Regions from separate parts of the Mus musculus genome. Here region 2 is linked to region 1. A link is a loop called in an ENCODE intact Hi-C map of the cell type or tissue named here. Cell type or tissue: heart. All regions are shown on one strand. Links, peaks and the distances in the headings refer to the core of each region. The heading gives the core; the rest is flanking DNA. Region 1 holds the start of Ebf3 (early B cell factor 3). Region 2 has its middle 44 kb from the start of Mgmt.

The links. A loop is a pair of places that touch in the nucleus more often than their neighbours do. Peaks named below come from ENCODE experiments on the same cell type or tissue, not always from the same donor. Only the 100,000 strongest peaks of a DNase experiment are listed, where the experiment ranks them.
Region 2: a loop joins it to region 1, with 2.8 times the contacts of the local background. A loop is called at or near these places in 5 of 42 quality-filtered maps.

Annotation. Positions count from the first base shown.
Region 1 is chr7:137,313,423-137,316,328 of GRCm38, forward strand. It overlaps Ebf3 (early B cell factor 3), which reads right to left and starts at 1,023. Exons shown (of 16, transcript NM_001113414.1): 1 at 358-1,023; 2 at 96-252. The coding sequence starts at 491. In heart, for the core only: a CTCF peak has its summit at 1,589; DNase peaks (open chromatin) are centred at 299 and 999; H3K4me3 peaks cover 2,223 bases; H3K27ac peaks cover 1,311 bases; H3K27me3 peaks cover 1,797 bases.
Region 2 is chr7:136,848,781-136,851,686 of GRCm38, forward strand. No RefSeq gene overlaps it. Among named protein-coding and RNA genes, the nearest start is that of Mgmt, 44 kb to the right of the region's middle. In heart, for the core only: no CTCF peak of the experiment used is centred there; a DNase peak (open chromatin) is centred at 1,751; H3K27ac peaks cover 105 bases.

The sequences.
Region 1 (2,906 bases), core at 173-2,672:
TCCCGCCACCGAGGGGGGCACTCGGACCCCATGCGCGGGCACCAACTGCCCCCTACTCCTGGAGAGGGAGGGTGCGATCGCCGGTGTACACTTACTTTCTCTTTCTCCACAAAGTCCACAAAAGCGGTCCTTTCGATCTCCACCGGCTGCCCCTGCCTGTCGTAGAGCGCCAGCACGAAGTGGAAGAAATTGGATTTCCGGAGGTTGGAAGGAGGCTGCTTCTCGAAGTGCGCCCGCGCCAGCCCCACGCCGCTGCAGGAGGAAAGGGACAGCGGCCCGGTGAGCAGCGCGGCGCTGGCCGGAGGAGGGGGCCGGGCCGGGCCGGGGCCAAGGCGCGCGGGGGCGGCCGGTACGTACCTCTGGGCGGCCGTGTTGGCGTCCACCACGCCTGCCGTGTGCATCCACGAGCGCACCGGGTTCATGCCGCTGCCCAGCGGCTCCTCCTTCATGGTCGTCCCCCCGCGCGGAATATTCTCCTGAATCCCAAACATGAACACTGCTGGCGGCGGCCGCGACTCCCGGCCGAAAGCGCGTCCGCGGTCGGCGGCGCTCGGGGCTCGGCGGCAGGAGGCTGCCCTGGCCGCCCTGGCCCTGCTCGGCGCCTGCGGTGCGGCCCGCCGCCGGCTTCAGCCCGTCCCGGGCAGGCGCCGCATACACCGGCGGCCGGGCGCTGCGGACGGCCGGGGACGCGGGCGGGCTGCACCGGTGGCGACGCGACGCTTCGGAGGAGCAGGGCGCGGTGGACGCGGTGGCCGCGGCGGCGCTTGTTGTTGTTGTTGTTTGCAGGCGCGCTCAACGTGGTGTCATCCTAGCCAGGCGGCGTCCGCGGCTGCAGGACACTGCGGGATCGCCCGCTTCTGGCGCGGCCCGCCTGCTCCAAAGACAAATAAACGGGGCAGTGAGTGCCGCGGCGCAGTCCCGGGCGCAGGCGGGGCGCGGCGGGGCCTGGAGCGGCGCGCGCAGCGGACGGAGGCGCACAAAACTCAGCCCTCTCTCCCCGAGGAATGGACCCTTTCCCGGGAGCCAAAACTCGAAGCCCCCGGGAGCGGCGCTGTCAGAGGGTGACGTCGGGGGGCGGCGCCTGCGCCATATATGGGAGCGGCCGCCCCTCGCCGCGCCCCTCGCCGCCGCCGCCGCCGCGCTCGCCGACTGACTGCCTGACGGCGCCGCGAGCCGGCCCGAGCCCCGCGAGCCCAGCGAGCCCCGCCGCCTCCGAGCGCCACCGAGCGCCACCACCGCCCCCGGCCACGCGCCACGGCTCCACAAGCCCAGCCGCGGCCGAGGAAGTTACCACCCGCTCAAATAAATCTCGCAAAGAAGCGAGCGCAGCCAGTGCATAAGTGCTGCTTGGCCCGTTATACCTGCCCACAAGACCTGCCACACAGTCAAAACACCGTGGGTCGGAGGAGGAGCGCCCCAAGTCGCCCACACGCATGCAATAAATACCAGGGCAGCACTGGCTCTGGGGTGTCCCAAAGAGAACAGCAGGAAGAGGCTGGAAAGGCGCGCGGGAGGAGATTCCAGGAGAGGGAGGGACAACAAGGGGCTGGGAGAAGAGGGTACCTAATGCCCCTTCTAGGGATCCACACTCCCTGCCGCCACCAGGGCAAGAGGCGCAGCTCAGTCTGATTTCTAGGCAGACCTAAGGCTGCTGAAGGGCCAGTGTGCCCACATCTGAGCCCCGCTGGGTGTCCCATGCTTTCTACCCCGGCAAAGCCTGCTGAATACAGGGCCGGGGTCCACGTCGGAGACAGGTTCCTCCAGATGCCCCCTCTCCCTCCGGTGGCCACAGGAGTTTCGGGTCCCTGGCCTGTTCTTGGGTGCGGCAGTGACAAAGAAGGCTGGGCCCTCTCTGGGCCGACGGAAAGAGCGCTCAGCCTCTCCGGCGACCCGGAGCTGGTGTCCAGCCTGTTACATGGTCCGTGCGGTGGCCAGATCTCCCCACCTCCAACCGCCTGAAAAGCAGAGCAGACACTGCGGGCGCCAGGGACCCTGCCCTCTGCGCCTCCCAGCCTGGGTGAGCGCGCGCCCTGCGGCTTCCCGACCTGGTTTCGAGGAACCGGGAGGGCAGCTGGGAGCCGGCAGCGCGTGGGCTCGGAGGCCCAGCTCGGGAGGCCCGGATTCGGTTCCCAGGCGCTCGGCCCACCCAAAGGAGATCTGTGCGACGCGCGACAGAGGCCCAAGGGACGACCTGGAGATGTCCCAGGCTCTTTCCTGCCACGAGAAATAAGGCCCTTCTGGTTTTAAAAGAAGAAGAAAAAGAAAAGGTTTCTGGGCGCAAGTGTCGCAGGGCAGCCTCTTCCCGCCGGGCCTGGGGTAGCTCTTCCTTTTTTTGTGAATTGGTGGTGTGTGTGCGTTAATATTTTAATTAATCGGGAAAATCGAAGTCCGATTTACGTTATCTGGGGACCCCCCACACGCTACTTGGAAGGGGTGAGAGAAAAGATGTGCTGGAAAGCAATCTATTTTGCTGGTGTTGGGGGTTAATGACTATTGCCAAAGATAAGTGAATTATCAAAGCTGTTGCGCCAGTCCCATCTCAAAATCCATTACGGGGCCGGCCGTCTAATTAAATACGTAAGTATAATAAAATCATATTTTATGACTATTTGAGGGTAATGAGATTAGTCTTTAGAAGCGATCGCCACATATTAAAAATGCCACTGTCTATAGAATGTTAATAACCTTAAATCAAAGTGTATGGAAACTCCTCACGATAAATTAAAAGAAAATTTCTGTATTCCTAATAAGCCCAGCATTTTCCACTTACATCAGACCCCCCATGCAAGAGGTAACACTTTGCTCCTGGAAAGACAACACAGAATAAAGTTGGCCATGGGTGGAGGGTGAGGTTGAGAGATGCTTTGTCTCTGTGTGTTCCAAAGCTTGGGAGCTCACACTGGGTG
Region 2 (2,906 bases), core at 312-2,811, 460 kb before region 1:
AGATAGACTTTTCACTTCTCATTTTTGGCAGAGAAGCCCACAGATATTTATTCTTTGCATTTTAACAAGGGGCTGGGGGGGGGGTGTTGATGAGTCCTGTGGATACAGCTATGCAGAGTTAGGACTTTCCATATCACAAAACAGCTAATTTCCTCGGACTTAAGTTGATTTTCCATCACTTGTCCGGGCATCACAGGGCCACAGACACTGCGATACGACACTAGAGCCCGTGAGAACCAACGCAAACACGTCAGTCTCCTGGCGCTGAACAATTTCCTTTTATGACTTCATACCTCATCAGAGAGCATCTCCCTGCTTTTATTAAGCTGGTTTGTGCATTGCATTCCATCAGGGACCCTGGGTGAGGAGAGAAACCCAACACAGCGGTGCTAGTGTGAGTTCATCTTGCTTTCCCTGGAATAAAAAATAATCACATTTGCAACTAGATCTAAGAGAAAGTTCATTAATAAATGCTATAATAATAATAATAATAATAATAATAATAATGCTAATGACATGTCCACAACCTGAAAAATAGGAATCAACATTTTTAAATTCTCAAATTTAGCAATTGTGTGTACTCTTCAACTATCTTTTTATTATTTTATTCTTTGAAAATTTCATATATGTATCCAATGAAACACAATGACATCCATTTCATGTTTTCCCTTCTAATTTTCCCTATACCTTTGCCCCCAGTACAACAGAGTCTCATTACTAATCAAAGGAATGAAAATAACAGACTGAGTGTTCAGTTCTAAGTGGGGCCTCTCTCTCTCTCTCTCTCTCTCTCTCTCTCTCTCACTCACTCACTCACACATGCATACACACACATACACTCACATACATACACACACTCACATACACACACACACACCAAGGTTCAGGAAATATCTCAGAAGAGGAGGAAGAAAGGACGCAAGAGCAGGATGTTGGTTGGAGTGCCATGAGGTGCCTCGTAGCCACACCCTGGCTATGACACCTCTAGGATACTGGAGGTCTCCTTTTACTTCTAGCCAACTTTTCCAAGGATAAGGGAAAATCCAGGAAGGTGATCAGTGTGTCTTTTGTACTAGCTCATGGACACGCTCAACCAGAATTATATACTGCCATTGGCAAGTTGCCACAGCTAGAAGCTGGAGACACCATGAGGAATCAAGTAGACAGGCTCCCTGCCTTGGTGGAACCTGCAGTCTGACATGGAACAAAGTGGAGAATGAGCCAGTGGGTAAATACTATTTGTAAATATCGGTAAACACAAGGTGGAGCAAGAGCCAGGGTGATTGAAGCGTCATGGTGTCTCCTGCCTTCCCTGGGACAGGTTCCACTGACCCTGTTGCTACTTCCCTAGATGAGCATTCTCTCTCATATTTGTCCTTCCAAGGGTGAACATATCTAAAAACCAAACTATAAACATAGCCAGTTTGAATACAAATAGACACTCAGTGGAATATTGTAAACCCTTGCGCTCCATCATGAATTCGTTATTAGAAGTTGCAAACAAGACATTCTCCCTAGTGGAACAGGGCTTTGAAAGTGACACAGCACAGATCTGGAGCCCTCTTCAAATCCCAGACCTGTCATTTACTGTGTGTGTGGCCTTCTACAAGCGACCTCCCCTGCCTGTGCTCTCTCTCATCTGTAAACGTGGGTGTTAGGATCCCGGGACCCATCCAGGGAAGTTGTTGCAGGAAGAAATGAAATCATTTCTAAGCAGGGCTCAGCTGGAGCCTGTAGCCTCAGCTCTGCAGGAAGGGAGTTTCCTTGTAAGTGTTGGCCTGCAGAAGGCCTGTCCCCATCCAGCTGTGGTTGCACGGAGGAGTTCAGGAGCTAACAGCTAACAGCATGGTCAAACTGGGGAAGTAGCCTGGAATGGGGAATGTGGCTGCTCACAAATAGGAGTTCATCAAGTGGTTTTTCTAGTCCTTGGCTGCTGGCGGTTCTTTCTTCTCCAGCAGCTGGCTGGGGAATGTGACCTCTAAACCCGTGCCAGTTGCCCACTTGATGGAAGCCATATTACATGCTTCCATTAAAAAAAAATGAGCACACAGGATGGGGAGATGGCCTTGTCATTAAAGAAAGCATGAGGAGATGAGTTCTGTAGAACATAAGTGAGAAGAAAAAAGCAGAGAGACTAGGCATGGTAACATGTGCTTATCAAATCATCACTGGGGAGGTGCAAATAGGCACATCCCAGGGACTCCTTGGCCAACCAGCCCAGCCTGCTTGGTACACTTGGAATGTTCTCTGACCTTTAAACATACACACATTGCACCTGCAAACACACAAATGTTCACACCGCACTTACACACATACAAACTCAACACAATGAATACAACTAGGTGTGTTGGTACTTGCCTGCAAACCAAAATTCAAAAGGCTAAGACAAGAGCATTGCAAATTGAAGGTTAGCCTGAGTTATATAGATCTCTCTGTCTCTGTCTCCCTCTCTCTTTCACACACACACACACACACACACACACACAGGTACACAAAAACAAAATCCAGGTGAACCTAAGTCTTTGGTTGGTGTCACCCTGGCTCTTCCATGGCAGCCATAGCATCCTCTCACGTCAGAGGTGAAGTATCTTCATGGATGTGCAGATTTGATAATGTGCTTTGGAGATTGATGATCACACATAGCATAGGATTATAGCATAGTCTGCAAAAGAAAAAAGCCATCGCAGAGAGCCTAGACATAATAGACACTAATCTAGATGACTTCAGAAGCCTTCTCCAGTGTCTATCACAGGAAACACAGCAGTCTAGCTTCCTCCCTCTGGGCCATGACAGACCCATTTTGACCAGATGGACCCATGGAGGGGAAAGGCCTTGTGAAGTTTCAGTTAAGAGGGATGTGTCCTACAGACAAAGTCTAGTGAGAGAGTGGAACAGAGTGAGCTCTT